Regions from separate parts of the Homo sapiens genome. Here region 2 is linked to region 1. The links are chromatin loops, found by intact Hi-C in ENCODE. Cell type or tissue: B cell. All regions are shown on one strand. Links, peaks and the distances in the headings refer to the core of each region. The heading gives the core; the rest is flanking DNA.

The links. Peaks named below come from ENCODE experiments on the same cell type or tissue, not always from the same donor. Only the 100,000 strongest peaks of a DNase experiment are listed, where the experiment ranks them.
Region 2: it touches region 1 in a loop (2.7-fold over the local background); 3 of 110 quality-filtered maps call a loop at or near these places.

What each region holds. Positions count from the first base shown.
Region 1 is chr1:167,323,068-167,333,747 of GRCh38, reverse strand. POU2F1 (POU class 2 homeobox 1) reads right to left here. Exons shown (of 16, transcript NM_002697.4): 2 at 1,213-1,278. Among named protein-coding and RNA genes, the nearest start is that of POU2F1, 110 kb to the right of the region's middle. RefSeq lists an enhancer at 3,939-6,031. In B cell, for the core only: no CTCF peak of the experiment used is centred there; DNase peaks (open chromatin) are centred at 2,659 and 4,777; H3K4me3 peaks cover 4,201 bases; H3K27ac peaks cover 4,498 bases.
Region 2 is chr1:167,263,253-167,273,932 of GRCh38, reverse strand. All of the region lies in intron 1 of POU2F1 (POU class 2 homeobox 1), which reads right to left. It overlaps LOC124900412 (a long non-coding RNA gene), which reads right to left. Exons shown (of 2, transcript XR_007066718.1): 2 at 1-10,680. Among named protein-coding and RNA genes, the nearest start is that of POU2F1, 48 kb to the right of the region's middle. RefSeq lists an enhancer at 9,555-9,644. In B cell, for the core only: CTCF peaks have their summits at 5,731 and 5,935 (motif pointing left); a DNase peak (open chromatin) is centred at 5,912.

The DNA of each region.
Region 1 (10,680 bases), core at 832-8,831:
TTTCCCTTCTTAAGAGATACTACAGAAGTCTACTTGGCTAGCCTCAGTAAGAGTACTATGAAGTGTGTTAAATACAACAGGGGTGAACATGGAAGCCCCACAGCTCAGTTTCACATAAAGAGGTATGTACAGTTTAGAGATTAACATAAGCATCTCCAGGTATAGGAGAGTTTACAGCAAAAGACATACAGGCAGGAAAACTGCTACATTAGTCCAACTCAGCCATTTACCACAAATTAAGAGTGCCTCTCACTCTTACCATTGCCCATGGTTAAGCATTTTTAAAATGATAAGTCAAAAGGGATCCCTCTCTGCAAGCGAAAAACCTAGTTTTTAGAAGCAAGTACTTTCTGTTCATCCTTGCCCATAACTGTCTTCTTATTTGGTTTCATATTTTGATTTATACCTTTACCAGAAACCAGGGAAGTCCCTGTATCCTCTCTGGCAGATGATAAAGATACATAGTCTTACATCCTCTAAGCAATATACTGACTCAAGAGTATGAGCCGTGGAGACAAACCATCCTTTACAGATTTACCTTTCTCTCATGGGGCCTCAGTATTCTCATTTATATGATAATTTTCTCTTGATAAAAGGTTTAATGAAGTATAATTTTTTTAAATTACCAAATAAAAGAATGTATTAGAAATGGGTATGTGTCTATAACTACTTACTATCATAACTTTTAATATAATTTATAGCAAAGGTAGGGCAGATAAAATTTACTATTTTGATTAACATCTGTAAGAAAAAACATTTTACTGAATAGTTACTGTGTAGCTGGCATTTTGCTTAACATGCCACATATATCATCTCCTTTAATACTCACAATAACCTGAAATATATTATCCTCATTTTGTAATTGAATAAATTAAGTCTCAAAAAGATTGGGGAAATTGCCTAAAGTCACAAGCTAGTAAGTGGTAAACCCATATTTCATATCCAAAACTATCTGACCCAAAGGACAGTTTTCCTAACTTCTGCATAGTTTGTCTGATAGACAGAAGCAAAACAACGAAGCTGCCTGCAGAAGAAAGTTAAGTAATCTTAAACAAACATAATCCCTCCCAGTTCCTAAAGGACTGAATCATATTTGACAACTCAATACTCAAATTGGTCTGTATTTGCCAAATACAAGTCCTAGTTACATGGAAACTTTCTTCTTTGTGCTCTACTAGAGTTAATTAAAAAGCTAGATCAGAAAACTCTTACCTGTGTTGCCATCTCCACTCTCCATAGATGGTTTACTGGTTTCTGACGGATTGTTCATTCTTGAGTCTGCAATAAATCAGAGGAGAATAAGGTTTTTAAAAAACTGGGGATGGAGATGGGATTGAGGAGGCAAAACTGTGGCAGAGAAAAGGGTTAACTAATGTTATAGTCATATAGTTTAAGAAGACCCAGTGTATACATGTCTGGCTAAAATACTAGAAATTATAATAAAAGGTTATCTGGAAGAAATTCAAAATTCCCCAGACCCTGAAGGGATTCACAAATAAACTGTCTTTTTAAATAATTTTAAGATTCTTTAAAGAAAGACAGCAGAACTGTAACCTGAAGAAAATTAGAAAGCCTGATATGTAAAAGGAATAAATGCTTTTAACATGAAGTAAAACTGGAAAGGGGGGAAGCACCTCACATAATAAAATGTTATTCCCAAATAAAGTATCTTTTTCTATATGCAATGATATTCATTCATTATAACCAAAACAACCCACTGGTAATCTTGATAAAAGATGGGACAGTAACTCAACCTATGAACTAAAAGAAAACACGTCTAAGGTAAATTATCTCTAAATTTACTCCCCTCCCCAACCAAACTAAACAAGTCAAAGTGAGAACATATTAAATTCATACCTCAACTATAAACCAGCACAAGAAGTTGTACCGTAAGGCATAACAGATATAGCTAATAATTTCAAAACTGCATTACAACCACACCCACTTAAAGTAATACTACCTCAATATCCTAAATGAAACTGCTAATTTGAGTTTATCATTTCTGGGTTATCTACTTAATGAAGGTTTATTTCCACAGTAAAATGTTTTCATCAAGCAATATTAGGTATCCCAGAAAATACATTAAGAGAAGAGACAAGAACTCTGCTTTTCTTCTAAGTCTTTGAAAGGGTAAGAAACGGAATATACATAAATATATCTCTTATTCTACTACTGTAAACTCAAACTTAGAATATTTATGATCAAACAAGTTTACTGTCAAATAAGTTCTGCCTTTACCCACATTAACTTATTTAGTGGTTAAATAAGTTAAGAACCATTTAACTTTAGTTATTAACAGAGAACAAATATTTAAACTATACTGTTTTTGACCAAAGAGCACATTTTTTCATCTGCTTAAACATCTAACTAGAAAATCAAAACAATCACTAGACAGAATTCTCAACCATGTTCTTTACAGTCGAATTATCCCCATGCATAACAGATGAGAAAAAAAATCAGGAGTCTTTCTTTTATAAGTTTCATTTCCAACAAGAAGATGTGTAATAGCTTTTCCAATACAGTAAAAGTTTCTGTAACTGATGCTTGTCTTATGGGCTTAGGCAGTTCTGTCATAACTTTGGTTTGGTCTTCTAATGTTCAAAGGGTTAAAATTCATATGTTTGTGGTCATAAATGAGGGCAGTTCTACAACTTCCTTCTTCTCACTGTCCAGAGAAATTTAAATATCATCTGAAAGCATACTAAGGTTTGAAAGGAACAGGTGTACAACTTAGTGAAAAATCAGCTTTCTGAATGACAACCAAAATCTCATGAAAGTCAACAGAGATCACAACAAATGTAATAGAATATACCATTAGCATACATACTGCTCCATGCTTCCTTTAAATGAATTTTAAAGGAAAGTGGAAAAAATGATCAATCAGTTAACATTCATAAAAAGAGTAACAGTTTTCTCACATATGTGGGCACCGCAGAAATAAGCATAATTCTTAACAAGTCATGAGCCTGACTTTGTACAATTCATATTCTAATTTTCCCATCTATAAAGACTATGTCACAGGTATTTTAAGTGAATCATCTCAGATTCTTCTACTGAACTGTCAAGAGCTTCAAAAGCATTTAACAAAATTATCTCACATACACACAAAAATAAAACATTACTTCACATACACACAAAAATAAAATTGCACAATGGGAAGACTGTTTAAATAATACTTACTATTAACTGAAAGTAAGAGATGTAATTTCTACTTCTAAAATGATGTGTTAAAAATATTCCAAAAAGGTATTTTTCTTTCCTTTTTTTGAATTGTTAACTAAGTAAATGTCAAAGAGTAAATACAAGATTGAATTCCTGACATAAATTTGTTGTTTCTGTCATTCACTCTTTACATAGTGGCTTTTACTGTGCTGGGCAGATACTGCTACCCTGGGTTTAGGCCATGCCTTATGCATAAGAATTCAAACGTTTTCAGAAGTATCATTTTACTTTATCTTTGGCAACTATGAAGGTGACAGGAGCAGCTTTAATTTTCAAGTGCAGAAAATGACAATATAGGAAAAAAGTCATTTGCAAAAGTTTTAAATGTAAGATATCCAAGTCCCGGAGTTCATATCATTTAACTTTCCAGGTGACTAGAGTAACTAAAAAAGTCTCAATAATTCTGCATATAAACAGACATAACTCCACACAAAATATGACCACCATTAGCCACCATATATCTAAAAATCAAAGTGCCTTGATTTATTTGAAATCTTCATCACCAAAGATGGTTTTAACAAATTTAAGCTGGACATCTTCCACTCCAAAAGGCTTGCTGTTCTACAGAGAAAACTCTAAAAAGGTTTTCCAACATTTAAAGTTGTAGTTATCTAGAGTATATAGTTGATTTTAAAAAAATTAAAAAGAGGACTAATCCTAGCAAAAATTTGAAAAGTTAATAGTTTCTAAAATCTGGAAATCGATCAACAGATCTGTTGCAGCAACCAGTACAATTACCCTCTTTATTAACATTTATAAAAACTATTCTGCATTGTGACTCAACCTTATTTTTCACTGAGCATTTTGGTTTTTGTATAAGACGTTCTCATTAGGTATGAAAAACATTTTTATTAATATGTATATATTATATATGTACAGTTCTATGCCTTGTTTCAGATTTAAGATGTTTTTATAACTACATGAAATGTTCTCAATAGGAATTTCCAAAAAGCAAAAATATTCATTCGAGCTGAACTCTAAATTAACTGTATTTACTAACGATACCCTCTGAATCAGAAGAGCTAGTCACAGGGAGGGACCTACTGCAAATTCAAGTAAGCTTGTGCTTTGCAAATGCTTTCCTCCTTCCCTGCTCAGTCCAACTCTCCCCCTCCCCCGCCACAGGCTGCATATGCGATTAAGCATTTATGCATAGTCAACCCGACACACTCTATTTCCATATTAAAGCTTCTAAGAAAAGAACTGTGCTGGTACCCACCTAGAACATAGTCACTGCAGTCCAGCATTGCTGTGAAATCTTCTAGAGGAGCAGAGAGTCCAAACAAGGAAGAAACAGGTAGCAGTTTGGGGTGGGGAAAGAAGGTACTACTATTTCTAACAAATCTACAGTATGTTCTTAAGCGAAAAGAGGGGGGTTGCGTAGGGTGGAAAGTGGATTAAGGGGAAAAGCAAAATACAACTTCTGTTACACCATAGCAATCTTCAACTGAATAAGGAAACTTCAGTTGCTCAGAGGAGTTTTAGTCTCTCCTACCAGCTAGGACTGACATTGTCAAGGCAACTGAAGCATGAAAAAGTTCCTCTTTTTGTAATAAAATAGAAACAAAGATTGCAGCTGGCAGTTTCCATAATGAAGCTTAATCAGTATGCGCGTGATTAGGGCCTTATGCAAATCTCTCCTCGTTAGCACAGCAGCCAGCACTTTGAAGTCCATGAACAATTCATTTACAGAATATACTGAAAGCACTCCCTGCATAATTTAAATCGTTGCATAAATATTTATCAGGCTATTTGCATATTAATTGGCAGTGCATGAAGGGAAAAATTATCTCCTGAGTGCCAGCATAATAATTAGGAGGATAAAATGAGACTTCTTCCAATGGCCTGGCTTCTTGGACCTAACTGGAGATAGTACCAAGGGAGAAGGGAGGTACAGGAGACAGAGTTCTGTTAAAATGCCACTGAAATGACACGTACAAATTAGAAACAACCCTACAGACTTAAGCACCTTTAATCTTATTCCTGCTGGCAACAATGACTTCAGTAATAAGAGGATTTGCAAAAAGCTTTCTACACAATCCAAATAATCCCAAGGAAACAATTAGCAAGGTAGAAGCAGAACACAAGGCTGTCAAGATGGTGCTAGTCTACTGATAGGGAATTTTCCAATTCTTAACACACTTCCGTCAAGAGAAAGTCCCACTTTAAAACGAGGCAACAGTAAACCCAGAAGCAGTGCAAGGTGTATAAAGTATCTTAAAGAGTATAGAAATTCATTATCTACAAATCTTTTTATATTACCAAATTAACAGAATAGATTAGTTGAATGCTACATATTATGCAGTATCCTTCCCCCATGAAAATAAATCTCAAGTAGAAAGAAGACAGTTTGTTACTTAGAATCTCTATTGTCAAAGGGTGGGCCATGTAAATTGTGGAATTACTTGGTATTCTCAAGTATATTTCACTTAATGAACATACATACATATATATAATCCTTACTAAACTATATGTTTATTCAATTTAAAGTATATTTACAAGGTAAGTCATCAACCCAAAATTTTTTAGGCATTACAATGACAACAGCCTAATCATCACAGACAATTCAGGAGATTTATAAAATCTCCATGGAGTAATAAGCATTATTACCCCTTTCTTTCCTTATATATTATTAAAGTAAGGAAACTGAGGCACAGAGAACTAAAACACTTTATCCAATGTCACACTAGTAATTCGGAATCAGGATTTAAAACTAGAATTTTCTGATATCAGAATCTGTGCTCTTGGCTATTCCTATGCATTATGGATGAGTTAAACACGTAGGGAATTGCTGAGAGGTGGTAAAGCAGCAGACTGAATGGTTTGTTTTCCGTGTAGTGAAGAAACCAGTAAACGGCAGCAAAGACATTGTGTTTAAAAGTCAGGTGTGTACAGATACACAGAAGAGTGCACTAGATTTGAGGAGAGTTCTGAAAGGTGTCAGCCCATTAATAACTGTTTTTATTTAGAACTAGTCTTCAGGAAATGAAAGACAGATTTTAACAAGGGGCCTTTAAAAAGATTCCCTTGCAAGTCAGTAGAGGACCAAAAACCTTAAACTTTTGGATCAGCACTCTGCATTACCAGTTTTTCTGTTTTACTGAATCACAAAATGCTTATGAGGAGAGACTTTGGGGGAGAAACTTAACACAGCCATTTAATACCTGTAATACCTGTTTAAGTTCCTTCCTTCTTCGAGCCTTAATTTTATCACCTATAAAATGATGATATCCCTTTCATGAGGTTATTGTGAGATAAATGCTTTCATGCTTCTCAGACAAGAGCGTGGACTGGAGGAATGTGATGCAGTTGTGCCAGGGCAGACATCAAGTCACTGGATAAACATGTCCATCTTTTGAAAGCATCAATCTTATTTAATATTTCACACCACTTTGTATTAAAATAAGAATACATTATAGAAGAGAACACAAATTTCAAATGAGTTTTTAAGGTAGAATATGTTGGATTATACAAATTCTCCTTGGTGAGAAAAGATGAAAAGCAATGATGAATGTGACTAGATTACAGTAGATATCAATAAATGTTTATTTCCCTCCTCTTCCGCCTTTACGAAATTTAAAATTTATTATTTGCATTTATTATGGGATATTTCTGCAACTTACCATCTGCCCTTTTCTACTTTATGTAATAACATCTCTAAACTACCTTTCTACTGTGAGTGTGGTCTTTCATATATTAGCTAAGGATGACTTGCAGCCAGACAATCATTGCTAACAAAGGAGTGTGTCTGTACCCAACAGGAGCAGCACCTTCCTAGTGAAAGAGCCTCCTCCTCAGGCTAAGGGAGTCCCACAAGACCTGTAGCAGGGAGGCTATAGTTTACCAGCCCACACAGGCTACTATCTAGAGTGGGACCCCCCGCTTCCCCTCTACTGCAAAGCTCACCCAGAAAAAAAAGCTCACATTGCTACAGTGGGAAGGAAAGGCAAGAAAAGTCCCTTTCTACCACCCTTGACCTAGGTACCCTACTAATTTTAGAGGGGAAGTTTAAATACCAGGAGTTTGTCCAAGCCTCTACAGATGGATTGGGAGAGGGACTGTCACCGTCTCTTGCCTGTACTCCCCAACCATGGCACATTTATGTCCAAAAGAAGAAAATGACAGCTTTTCCCACAAAGTTCAAATGTCCATTTCACTTGGTCATCTGTCTGAAATAATAGCAAAGAATCAATTAGACTAAAACTTAACCTAGAAAGAACACCCGTTGTACAAAGGAAAATCATTTTTGAGAGGTTTGTGGGATTGTCAGTCATTCACACTTGAGCATGAATTAATCCAATCCCACTGCTTTCATTTAACACCTAGTTGAGGAGTTGATTGTAAGGCAATGGTTGTTTCTACTAGAGAAGAGGCCAATAAATGATAAAATAACTGATGTTTAGAGGACCTGGATTGGGGGTGGGGTAATGTGGGCAAAGGGTTCATAGAAGGTAGTAATAATAGGAAATAGTAGTAACATATGGAAGTATAAAAAGGAGCTGAAAGGGCAAATTCAAACTCATGTATTTCACAATTACGCCTAAAATGTAGCCTTTTTTTATTTTCTAAAAGAGGGGACAAACGCTCTTCCAGGACCCAGAATTCACGGTTAACACTACTAGTTTTTTTTTTTTTTTTGAGATGGAGTTTGCTCTTTTGCCCATGCTGGAGTGCAGTGGCACAATCTCAGCTTGCTACAACCTCTGCCTTCTAGTTTCAAGCGATTCTCCTGCCTCAGCCTCCCAAGTAGCTGGGATTACAGGCGCCTGCCACCAAGTCAGGCTAATTTTTGTATTTTTAGTAGAGACGGGTTTCACCATGTTGGCCAGGCTGGTCTCGAACTCCTGACCTCGTGATTCGCCCACCTTGGCCTCCCAAAGTGCTGGGATTACAGGCATGAGCCACCATGCCCAGCCGACACTACTAGTATTAAAATATTTTTATATTCATGATCTTATGGGCCAGTGTAGGTATCATTAGAAATGAAATTGAGGGCAATGACAACTAAATCACAAACTAGTGTTTTAAAACACACCTTTTATGTGAGAGTGAACTGAGATCGGCCTATATTCTACCTTACTAAATCATTAACATCCAGCCTGGTCATGTTCTATATGAATAGCCATTTGTACCCTCTATTCTGTACTGACCATATAACTAGTTGAACAAGCAGAAATGTCTGACTCAACAATTATTGCCTGTTACCTCCTTTCTATATCATGGGGGGTGTCTGCATCTTTTAGCACCACTGGTTTCACCCCAGCCAATCTCAACAGTACACCAATATCCTTTCCAACCTTCATCTCTTTTCCAATCTACCAATAATTTAGTGTCCTATTAACTTACTTACAGAAAACACTTAATGATATTTCAATTCTCTGTAATAAAAATACTTAGTACCTCAAGCATTATCAATAATTATTTACAAAAAAAGTCCAACAAACCCATCACACACATACAAACTAAAATAATTTTACTAATGCCCACCAAATATGAAACAACATTCCAGGACTTGAAAATTTGAGACTCAGAATCAAGTGATAGGTATTGGCACTGCCACCATTCTTGTCAACTACATCACAGACTATGTAAATGATACCCTCTAAGGTTGCATTATGGGGCTCTCAGTGTCCCCTCCCCCCACCAAAAATCTTTTAGAATAACTTAACGGAATGTCTATCATTTACTAAAAATCTAGATGGGCAGATACCATGAAAGACATGTACTTTATCAACGTGGCTATTAAGCACTGCCAAATAACAAGCAATCTGAAGGATAATCTTACTTCATAAAAAGTAAACTGAGGCCTAGTTAATGACCCTTAGGGTCACATAGCTACTAAACAGAGAGCCGAGGTATGGTGGGGGTTGGGGACTCAGGCACAATATGGAGGGCATGAGAGGAAGACAAGTAAAATAAAATATGTAAAAATTCTTATCCCATGAGACTGAGATCAGTAGTTGGTTGGCTGAACAAAATGGTCAACCTAAGTATCATAAACACAAGTACATAATGATTGTATTTTAACCCAAAGCATATAAATACACATTCATTCACCAATTTTTTTGGGCCAAAGCCTTTTGAGTTTGGATAAAAAACTCAAAAGATTTTTACGTTTTTCACTGAAAGTCACATTTTACATTGTACATATATGTATAGACTAAATACTAAAAACTCAAGAAAAGTTCCATAGAACAATGCTTCTTTCCAGGTATAAATGTATTGCGATGTGTTCTAGACTTCAACCTATTAAATTGACTTCATGTCTCATAGATTAAAAAACACTGCTTTAAAAGTGGGGCAAGAATTATATGACACATGAGGCAATCTGAGTCCATAATGCTTTTCTATTTTTTTAGAATAATTTATCCCTACTATTTTATAGCTCTCTTGCACACATCTAATTCAGTATTTTTTAGTAATTACCCTTTATCAAATCTTTCCAAAGCATTTAACTTAATTTTCACAGAAACATCATCTTTCTTTTTCTATTCTTTTCCTTGGTTTATATAGTTATTTAAATTGTGTAATTAGGCTGGGTGCGGTGACTAATGCCTGTAATCCCAACACTTTGGGAGTCCTAGGTAGGTGGATCACCTGAGCTCTGGAGTTCGAGATTAGCCTGGCCAACATGGTGAAACCCTATCTCTACTAAAAATGCAAAAATTAGCTAGGCGTGATGGCATGCGCCTATAGTCCCAACTACTCAGTAGGCTGAGGCATGAGAATTGCTTGAACCCAGGAGGCGGAGGTTGCATTGAGCCGAGATCGCGTGACTGCACTCCTGCCTGGGTGACAGAGAGAAACTCCATCTGTAAATAAATAAATAAATAAATAGTGTGATTAAAATTAGTACAACTAGCATGAACAGTATTGGGAGCACAAACAAGTAAATGGTTCTTAATAACTTTACAACTCAACTGGTAGACATACCATGGAATAAGTCTTCAGCATGCTATAGGGAATCAGATAGTGCATCAAACAGGAATGGGCTGTCAGTTAATCTCATCAAGTCATTTAAGTGGTGGCTCACTGAGAAAGCTACTCCACCAGAAAGCGGTTTGAAATGACATGTTTCTGGTCTCTTTTAACCTGTGCTATATTACATTTTTACAGCTATATACATAGCTCATCTACTGTTCACTCTAACAATCTGGCATTCTTTAAAACTAAATCTATTACAAAATCCAATCCTGAATTTCTTGGTTGTAAAAGCTTAAATCTTTGTGTAGCTCTATTAAAGTTTTACCATTTCACTAAACTTATCTGTCTAGCCTATCCTACATGATCCTATCTTACCATACTGTTTCTTTACTTCTATAACTGTCTTTCTTTCATTCTAGTTTAAAGTGTTTTGCCAAGTCACTGATTTCAATCATTAATGGATTCCACAAGTATTTACTAAGTGCTTTCAGGCACAGGCATAGGAATTGGGAAGACAAGAACGTGTTGAGGATA
Region 2 (10,680 bases), core at 1,048-9,047, 60 kb after region 1:
GGAAGAAAATAAAACACATTTATTTTAAACTATGGCTTTTATATCTTTGTCAAACTCTAATTTCTTTCACTCTTACATTTTGAAATCCCTTATTTTTCTATCTTAAGCAATATGAAGCTGATGAGAGGGGAAAGACCACAAGTTCAAGTTCTTGTCCATACACTACTCATAACGTGGTTATCCTAGCTTTTCATACAGAAGCCTATGAGAGCTCCCAGTTACTTTCCCAACAACTGCCACACTTCTGCCAGACATAATAGGCAAGGCATAAAAGGTACTGGCCTGAGGCCAAGAGAAAGAAAATTCTTTGTGGCTAAAAGGGGCCCAGATACGTCTCAGGCTGCTGCTCCAGATGGGGCAAGTTGTAAGCCTTGGCAGCTTCCACGTGGTGGTAAGCCTGCGGGTGCACAGAGGGCAAGAGTTGAGGCTTGGGAGCTCCTGCCTAGATTTCAGAGGATGTATGGAAACTCCAGGCAGGACTCTGCTGCAGGAGCAGAGGCCTCATGCAAAACCTCTACGAGGGCAGTGTAGAGGGGAGTGGGGTTGGAGCCCCCACACACAGTCGCCACAGAGGCAGTGCCTACTGGAGCTGTGACAAGAGGGCCACCGTCCTCCAGACCCCAGAATGGTAGATCTACTGACGGCTTGTTCTGTGTACCTGGAAAAGCCACATGCACTCAACGACAGCCTGTAAAGACAGCCGAGGGGCTGTACCCTGTAGAGCCACAGGGGCAGAGATGCCTCAGGACCTGGGAGACCACCCCTTGCATCAGTGCTGCCCGGATATGAGACATAGAGTCAAAGATTATTTTGGAGCTTTAAGATTTAATGACTGCCCTGCTGGGTTTCGGACTTGCACAGGGCCTGTAGCCCCTGTCTTTTGGTTGATTTCTCCCTTTTGGAATGGGTGTGTTTACTCAATGCCTGTACCCGTGTTGTTATCTTGGAAGTAACTAACTTGTTTTTGATTTCACAGGCTCATAAGTGGAAGAGACTTGCCTTGTCTCAGATAAGACTTTGGATTGTGGACTTTTGAGTTAATGCTGAAATAAGATTCTGGGGGACTACTGAGAAGGGATGACTGTATTTTGCAATGTGAGAAGGACATGAGAGATTGGGGAGGGGCCAGGGCAGAATGATACGGTTTGGATTTGTGTCCCCACCCAAATCTCATGTCAAATTGTAATCCTCGATGTTGGATGAGGGGCCTGGAAGGAGGTGACTAGATCATGGGGGTAGTCTTCCCCCTTGCTGTTCTTGTAATAGTGAGTTCTCACAAGATCTGGTTGTTTAAAAGTGTGTAGCCCCTCCTACTTCTCTCTCTTCCTCCTGCTCTGGTCATAAAAGACCTGCTTGCTTCCCCTTCAGTTTCTGCCATGATTCTAAGTTTCTTGAGGCCTTCCCCCACCACGCTTGTACAGCCTGTGGAACTGTGAGCCAATTAAACCTCTTTTCTTTATAAATTACCCAGTCTCAGGAAGTTCTTTACAGCAATGCAAGAACTGACTAATACAGTTCTGAATATGGTTTTTTTTTTTTTTTGAAATCCTAATGTGTGGGAACATACTTACAAAACCAGAGTAAGAACATTCCCAGCCAAAAAAGGGGGCATTGTCAAAAAAAAAAAAAAAAGGTAATATTTACTATTTTGACATTTTTCAGAATGAAAACCATTCACCAAAAAAAGCATTTATTCCTGATAAGCAAATATAAGAATACAGAAAATGAATTTATTAATGGCAAGTATTCCTAGTCTTACAAAAAACTGTATACTGTTCATTCTAACATACTGCGGACATTCTTTTATTTCTGTGGACAGCAAACCTGTCGTGTAAAAAGTCAGAAAGTAAACATTTTAGTGTTTATGGGACACATGGTCTCTGCCACAACTATTCAACTCTGCTGTTGCAGCATAAAAGCAGCTATAGATATTACAGAGACAATGCATAAACAAATGGGTATGGTTATATCCCAATAAAAGTTTATGAATATTGATGTTTCAATTTCATATAATTATAATGTCATGAAATATTATGCTTTTTATTTTCCCCCACAAAAAAATGTAGAAATCATTCTTAGCTCAAGGGCCATACAAAAACAGAAAACACGAATTTGACCTGAGGACCATTGTTTGCCTATTCCTACATTATTTCCAATGTTTGTGGAAATAAAAATTTATAAATGTCTATAAAAATATTCTCTTTCTTGATGGTTCACTAATTCACCACTTCCAGTTCTAAGCCTTCCACAGAAACTCTCTGAGGTCCTCATTTCATCAGATTCCTTCCCTCCTTACACATCCCTCTCCCCAGGGCACAGCTTGAATGTTTTAAATCAAAATCTACTCATGTCAGAAAATAAGCCACCCATCTCAACTTTTTACACATCCTACTTCCTTGAAATACTGTAAAGCTCCAAATCTTTTCATGCTCAATCTTTGAATAAATATAGAAGTCTGACCAATCTTATTATGCCTTTTCTCTTTCAACCATCATTGAATTTTAATTCTCTACAATGAGACCCCTGTGAAGTCTTGGCAGTTCGGGTGTCTTGTTGAAAAGGCAAGTTTTAGTCACAAATACATTTAATGTTTAAAATCTCTCCATTAATTGTCCAAATGGCTTCTAAGGAAACTCAGGAAAAGAGTTTCAGTTTATTGTTTTAAATGGCTTCTCTCCCACTTTCCCAGTTAGGTGTTCTTTTTAATTTTTATTCTTTTTAAAATTTACTATTTGTCTAATGACTATTATTGTATTAATATTAGGATAATAACCGAAAATGTTTTAAGGACTTGATACCTCTTTAAATCTAAAGCCACAAGGTTCTAAAATGTTAAGTTATTTAAATAATTAAAACAATGCTAGCATAAATTCAACTTTTCACAATATTTGAAATGTGTTAACACTGGCTTGGAAAGGTACAATCACAAACCTGAAAAATGTCAAGAAATAATTCATTTCATAAAGTGACCCTGTATGTGGGGAACTGTATAAATGTGTAGTCTCTGCTGTAGAGCTTTCAGATTAGCATAGAGAAACATTCAGGAGTTAGTGAAAAACCATGTGGAAGGGGCAGAAATGTGCTGGGCAGGAGACGGAGCATTCAACAGAGAATGAAATTTCACTCTCCATCTCTCCCTATCCACAAACAAGTGTTTAAATGCACCCATATTAAAACTGTTCCCAGTAAATTCAGGATAACAGTAACAGCAAAAATGCCACAGTTCAGCAATCTGTGTTTGACTATGGAGTGATTTCTCCTGAAGACAGATGCCACCCCAAGGAACAAAAGCAGAAAAACAATCCAATGTATGACCAGAGGCAGAGGCAAAAGCAAGAAAATATTAGAACTACAAGTCTGACTCTCTGTCTGTCTCTCTCTCTCTGTCTCTTCTCTCTCTCCTCTGAGATTCCTGGCTACATCTTTAGAACATCCTACACAGACAACAGGAATGGTAATTTCCTACATAACACACAGCAAGAAGCTCTTTGCCTTTTATTTTGCTGCCAAGTACATAAACCAAAGGCTTCTTGCAGACTGCTGTACCCAAAAAAACAAAACAAGGAATACTTCCTGAAAAGCAATATTCAGGGTCCATAAAGAGTCAAAACATTTCCTCAAGTAGTTAACAGGCCTTTTTTTTTTAACTTCAGCTATGCTAGTCAGATTTTAATATAAGAAATTCTTAGGACCAAAAATGTTGAATGTGCTATGTATATTTATTTGAAGAACATATGGGGAAAAAAATAGGAATACTAAAAATTTCCTCATGAAATTTTCAAAATAAAATGTTACTACTGTTCCTACAAAGGAATTACTTCTTTAATCCCTTTAATGTTGTTTTTAACACCACTGAATCACCTCTATAATCCTAAAAGGGCAGACCCACAAACTCAGGGAGAGTTCAAGGTGGTCACTAAATGTTAAGTCACAAATTGCCCACCATTAGCTCAACGTCAGAAAAAAAAGAAAACATACGTTGTCCTAAGTTCGACTCTTACTCTTTTTTTTTTTTTTTTGAGACAGAGACTCACACTGTTGTCCAGGTTGGAGTGCAGTGGCGGGATCTCGGCTCACTGCAACCTCTGTCACCCAGGTTCAAGTGCTTCTCCTGTCTCAGCCTCCCAAATAGCTGGGATTTATAGGCATGTGCCACCACACCTGGCTAATTTTTGTATTTTTAGTAGAGACAAGGTTTCGCCATGTTGGCCAGGCTGGTCTCAAACTCCTAATCTCAGGTGATCTGCCCACCACGGCCTCCCAAAGTGCTGGGATTATAGGCGTGAGTCACCGCGCCCAACCCAACTCTTGCTCTTTACCATATTAAAATAACAGAGTTTTAATTTCAAAACAATACTAAAAAAGAAATACTATTCCTTCTCCTCCTTTGTCACTCTCTTTCCATCTCTCAGACATCCTTCAACTCTACCACAAACCACTTATTAACTGTCCGATTTCTTTCAAAGAATATAAATAAATAAAACCTTAGTCCCAATCTCCAGTCATCAGCTATTTATTCTTTGCTGTAAACTAAGGAGGTCTCTATTTCAATAGACTTGCTAACCTGACAATGTTTTTCTCAACGGTTAACAGTAGGCAAATACCTAGAACCATACACTCCTTTGCAAACGTAACTGACATTTGTCAGCATTATTAAAACAACTTTACAATTAGCAGGCTAATTTCAAGTTTGTAGAAAATGAAATTTCAATAATTTCTCACATTTTAAGTTTGGATCTACATAGGTTACTTCTTTTTTTTAATTTCCCACTTAAAGCTTGTTTGTTATTTCTCAGTTCAATCCCAATGAAAAGTAATGCAACACAACAAACCTACAGTAAAGCCATCTCCATGACACCAAAGAGCCAACATCCAATAAGTAGGAGCAGATTAGCAAGAATTTCTGATCATTACATGAACTGCTCTCAGCAATTAAATTTATTCCCACCTGCCTGTCTTGTTACACGGACAAAGGGAGGAAAAACTATAGTGAATGTAAATCAAAGTTATTACTTTAAAAATACAGGATTTTTAAGCTATAGGATTAAAAGACAGAGAATAGAGAACAACAACAGTAAAATCTCTGGATCTTTCCACTTGCCCTGGATTCCTGGGTTGCAGCTTCTCTAACAGCTCATTTTCCCTTCTTGTGAGGTTTTACTACTCGGTGTGCATTGCTCTCCACTTCCACTTCTACCCCTGTAGGTTTTTAAAAGGAGATAAAGCAACTGTATAAGAATGCCTAAAGACATCAAAGACCCAAAGCTTCACTGGTTGTGTGTGGCATAGGAGGAAGAGGAGGAAAACGTGAGGTAATGAGGATCTGCTGTATTTACCTTATGTGCAGGGCATGTGGACAACAATAGAAACCATGTAGGGTGCACTTTTGGTCAAAAAAGAACATGGCAGCCTAATGGGAGGCCTTTGTTCTTCAAAAGGGTCTCCTTTCCCCCTTTTGTGCTCCACTTAATTCATGGCATCTGAGCTGCTCTTGAACTTGACAGACTGAGAGAAAGAAAGGGGGAGTCAGACACACAAACAGAAAGGAAAATGAAAGACTTCAAAGAGAATTAATTTGAAAAAATTAGTTCTACTGCCAGTTTTTTGATGAAGTTTTGGAATTTTAAGGGAGTTGGAAAGTAATGAACTGCTGAAATAAATTTAATTTTCCCAGAAATTGTAATGAATAATAAAGTAGATAAATAAGGTATAAAATATAATTATATCCTAATAATTTGTTAGTAGATTTTTTCCTGCTACATGTATTTCTTGAAATAATAGTAAGAAAATGTCTGATATTCAACAGATTACATGAAAGATAACATTCTACAAGCAGAACCAATATCTAAGTGATTTCCCAGCTGAAGGGAATTTTACTTGAGTCACGCTGAAGAACACCACAAAACCACCAGCGCCACCTGCAGGGTAAACACAGATTAGCAGTTTACCACACTGGTATTTCAAAGCCCAAGATTTTAAAAAAGACACAGTAGGCCGGGCACGGTGGCTCACACCTGTAATCCCAGCACTTTGGGAGGCTCGAGGCAGGCAGATCATGAGGTCAGGAGATCAAGACCATCCTGGCTAACACAGTAAAACCCATCTCTACTAAAAATACCAAAAATTAGCCAGGCCTGGTGGCAGGCACCTGTAGTCCCAGCTACTAGGGAGGCTGAAGCAGGAGAATGGCATGAACCTGGGAGGCGGAGCTTGCAGTGAGTCAAGATCGCACCACTGCACTCCAGCCTGGGCAACAGAGCAACAAACACTCCATCTCAAAAAAAAAAAAAAAAAAAAAAAAAGACACAGTAACTGTGATACTTTCACAATGAAGAATTTTAAAATGTTTTAAAGCAGTAAATAACTTCAGATGAAGAACAATGCCCTAGGAATCTCTGGCCAATTTTAGGTATTTATTAATATAAAAACAGAACTGCAGAAAGATCGGTAGCTATGTACTAATACAAAGGACTGCTTCAAAATCTTAAAAGAGCTAGTTATAAGTAAGATCACTGTCTCACGGTTTTAGTTTTTTTTTCCTGATTGTAAAACATTACAATACAATCAAACAAGTCTGAAATATAGGAAACTATCCTATTCCCATTACATTTAGTATTTATTCCTCCAGGTCTCTCTTCTATGCATGTCTTGCATATATAGTTTGGTATCACATGCCATACCTACTACTTTTGTGGGTTTTTTTTTTCCTTTTTACAGCTTCCTTCCCCCCACCCCATTTAATATATTTGATAGCTCTTTTTATATCAGTACACATTATACCTTCATTTTTTGGTGGTGTATAGTATTTTACTTCAAGGATATACTAATGATTTGTGATCAATAATACTGATCACAATACTAATACTATTAATACAGGTATTGGGTTGTTTCTAATTTTTCCACTTTACAAACAAACCTCCAAGAAACAGCACTTTTCATATCTTTCCTTACTGGTGTAAAAATGTCTGTAAACAAATGGCTAGAGACAGAATTCCTAAGTGAAATAATATGAACATTTTGCGGTGTCTCACGCCGGTAATCCCAGTACTTTGGGAGACCAAGACAGGCAGATCATGAGGTCAGGAGATCAAGACCATCCTGGCCAACACGATATAACCCCATCTCTACTAAAAATACAAACATTAGCTGGGTGTGGTGGCACGTGCCTGTAATCCCAGCTACTTGGGAGGCTGAGGCAGAAGAACCGCTTGAACCCAGCAGGTGGAGATTGCAGTGAGCCAAGATCATGCTACTGCACCCCAGCCTGGCAACAGAGCGAGACTCCATCTCAAAAAAAAAAAAAAAAAAAATTAATAGTATTACCAAATTGTGCCAAAGTACCTTCCCAATATTATGTGACAGTGGCTGTTTCCCTTGATCCCAGACAACAATCTTTTAAATATTTGACATTCTGATACTGATTTTGTTTTAATAATTCTAGAACATCTGCACATACCTCTTCAAATTGAGATTATGACACACTTAATTACCGATGAAAAGATTTTGTAAAAGCACTACTTTTAAACCACCAATTATTATTTTATAGCCATATCTCAATTTCACCTTACAATAGAATTACTACCCAACCTGATTACACCCATCACAATGCATTCAGAAAGCACTGGATATTTCCAAATCCACCTTCGGAAGATAATTTGGTACCATTAAGGAGATTTAAAGGGTATGCTCCAGGTTTCAAAGGCAACTATAAAAAAGGCAGAACCTATGGCATGTGTTCATCTATGTAACAAACCTGCAGGTCCTGCACATGTATCCTGAAACTTAAAATAAATTTAAAAAAATGGCAGAATCATATAAATGCAAACTCTTCCCAAGAGAACTATTGTGAAGGTGGAGCTTTCAACTGGATTTCTGTGCATAAGCATGCAAGTGTGTCAGTTATATTTGTTTAAAAGTGCAACCATTCTAATCACACCTTGTATACACAACAAGTTGTAGAAGTATACAGGTCTGTGGATTTAACAGTGTAGCTGCAGGCTTAGCATTGACATAAATTGAAGCTTGAGTTTTAATACCTAAGGTAGGGTTTCTCAACCTAAGTACTACTGACATTTTGGACCAGATAATTCTTTGCAGAGAGGGGAGGAGACTGACTTTGTGCATTGCAGGATGTTTAGCAGCATAACTGGCCTCTAATCACTAGATGCCATGAGCACCATTCTTCAGGTTGTGACAATCAAAAATGTCTCCAGTCATTGCCAAATGTTGGGGGGTGGGGGAGGGTACGGCAAGAGACTGTCCCTATTTGAGAACCACAACCCTAAGAGTACTCCTCAAATGAGCTATATATATACATTTCACTACTGCATGCACTGTCTCATAAGTTTGATTTTTAAAAATATACAAATATTTTAAATACCTAAAAGAGTTATCAAATCTTCTTTAACCTTCACCACATGCTGCTGCCATTAGTGAATTTGGCAGCCATCTACATTGCTTGGTTTTAGACACAGGCTAAATCAATGACTCTGAATAACCTAATTACTAACTTAAATTACTAGCTAACAATGACATTTCATAATGGTTTAATAGAAGAAACGCTAAACTTGTGAGGCAAAAACTTAAGTTATCTTATCATTGTGAACTGTCCTGTTAATTCTATCTCTAAAATGTATCTTGAATCCCCTGCTTCTCTGCATCTTCCACAATCTTTGTCTCAGCCACCATCTCTCATCTAGACTCAGACCCTTTAAACTGTTCTCTCAGCTGCTACTCTAGACTCCACCAAGCTACTCATTCAACTAATACTTACTGAATGCCTGTTATATACAGCATTACACATCCTGAGAATAGATCAGTACAGGACTCTCTTACAAAATTCTTTATCCAGTGAAATTTACATTCTAGTATGAAAGTCAGAGAAAAATAAAGTAGGGAAGGACTGGCAGGGATGGGGTCTGGTATGGATTCACCAGTTGTATAAAGACCTGAAGGAGGTTAGGAAGTGAACTACATGGGTATCTGTGAGAAAAGCATCCTAGGCAAACGAGACAGCAAGTGTAAAGGCCCTGAGGTGGGAGCATGTCTCGGAGATTTACTCCGAGTAAAATGGGAAACCGTGGGAAGATCTGGAGCAGGAGAGACATGCTCTAACATTTTAAAGGAAAAAAACTGGTAACTGTCTAGAATAGGCTGTTGGTGTGAGTGCCTGGGCCATGATAAATTTTTTTAAAAAAATTTCTTAAGAAAAAAGATAAAAAAAGAATAGCTGTAGGGCTGGAAGGGTGGAAGCTGAGACTAGCTAATTCAAATGAGATTTATACCAGGGTGGAGACTGTGGAGATAAGAAGTGGCTGAATTTTGGATATATTATTAATCACAGTGATATTTTAAAAACACAAACTGGACTGTGTCACTCTTCAAAAGCCCTTCAATTGCCATTTTCTTTTCAATGTACTTTATATAAAATACAAAATCCAATATGGTCTAAAAGGCTCTATATGATCTGGTTCCTCCTTAACTCTCCAGGTTCATCTTACTCCTCAGTAATCAAAATATGTTCTGGCCACACTGACCTTTGAGGTCATCTAATACCCCAAATTCCTTTCCACTTGGGGGCCTTGGTGCATACTGCTCACTCTGCTTAGAATGCCCTTCTCCACTCTTTGCCCTACCTACATGCTCTCATATGTCAGTTCTCAGCTTAAAATTCATTTCCTCTTAATCACATGGGGCAGCATGAAAAAAGAAAAAAAAAAACACTTCCTTAAAGAGACCTTTCCTGACATACCACTATAAATTAGCTGTACTCCCTTTGCCCATTATCTTCTCTTAAAGTACCTCAAAGTACTTTTCCTTGATAGGACCCATCCAAGTTTGTAATTGCAACATTGGTTTACTATATATAGTGGTTAATATTTGTCTCTATAGACCATAAGGTATAAAGAGCAGAGATCACTTTTGTTTCACTTACCATCATAACCCAGGATTGGCCACAATACCTGGCACATAGCAATTACAAAAAATAACAAGTAATAGAAGAGCTTTCATCCCAGCTCTGCCACATATGACCTACTCACAGGTGTTCTCAAGATTTCAACATATCTTCCCTCCCTTTTATTCTTAAGACTCTATGAAGGTCACAAGAACTAGAGTAAATGAGACAAAGAAGTAGGAAATCACAAGGAGTCTTAAGAATAGTTTGTCTGAAACAGCCAGAGAGTAGAGTAGTAGGAGAGATGAATGAGGGAGGGCCTTGACTGTTGGGGTATGAAATCTGGACTTTATTCAGCAGCCAAATGGAGAGATACTGAAGGCTTTGAGTAGTAAAATATACCAATCGGAACTGTGTTTTTGGAAGTTTATATCTATCTGTGGTACATAACTCACTGAAGAGGCTAAATGCAAAAATCTGAATTAGAAGCCAACAGGTGAATAGGGCCTTTTTTTTTTTTGAGTCGGAGTTTCGCTCTTGTTGCCCAGGCTGGAGTGCAATGGCCCGATCTTGGCGCACTGCAACCTCTGCCTCCCGGGTTCAAGCAATTCTGTCTCAACCCCCTGAGTAGCTGGGATTACAGGCATATGCTACCACGCCCGGCTAATTTTTGCATTTTTAGTAGAAACAGGGTTTCATCATATTGGTCAGGCTGATCTCAAACTCCTGACCTCAGGTGATCCACTCGCCTCGGCCTCCCAAAGTGCTGGGATTACAGGCATGAG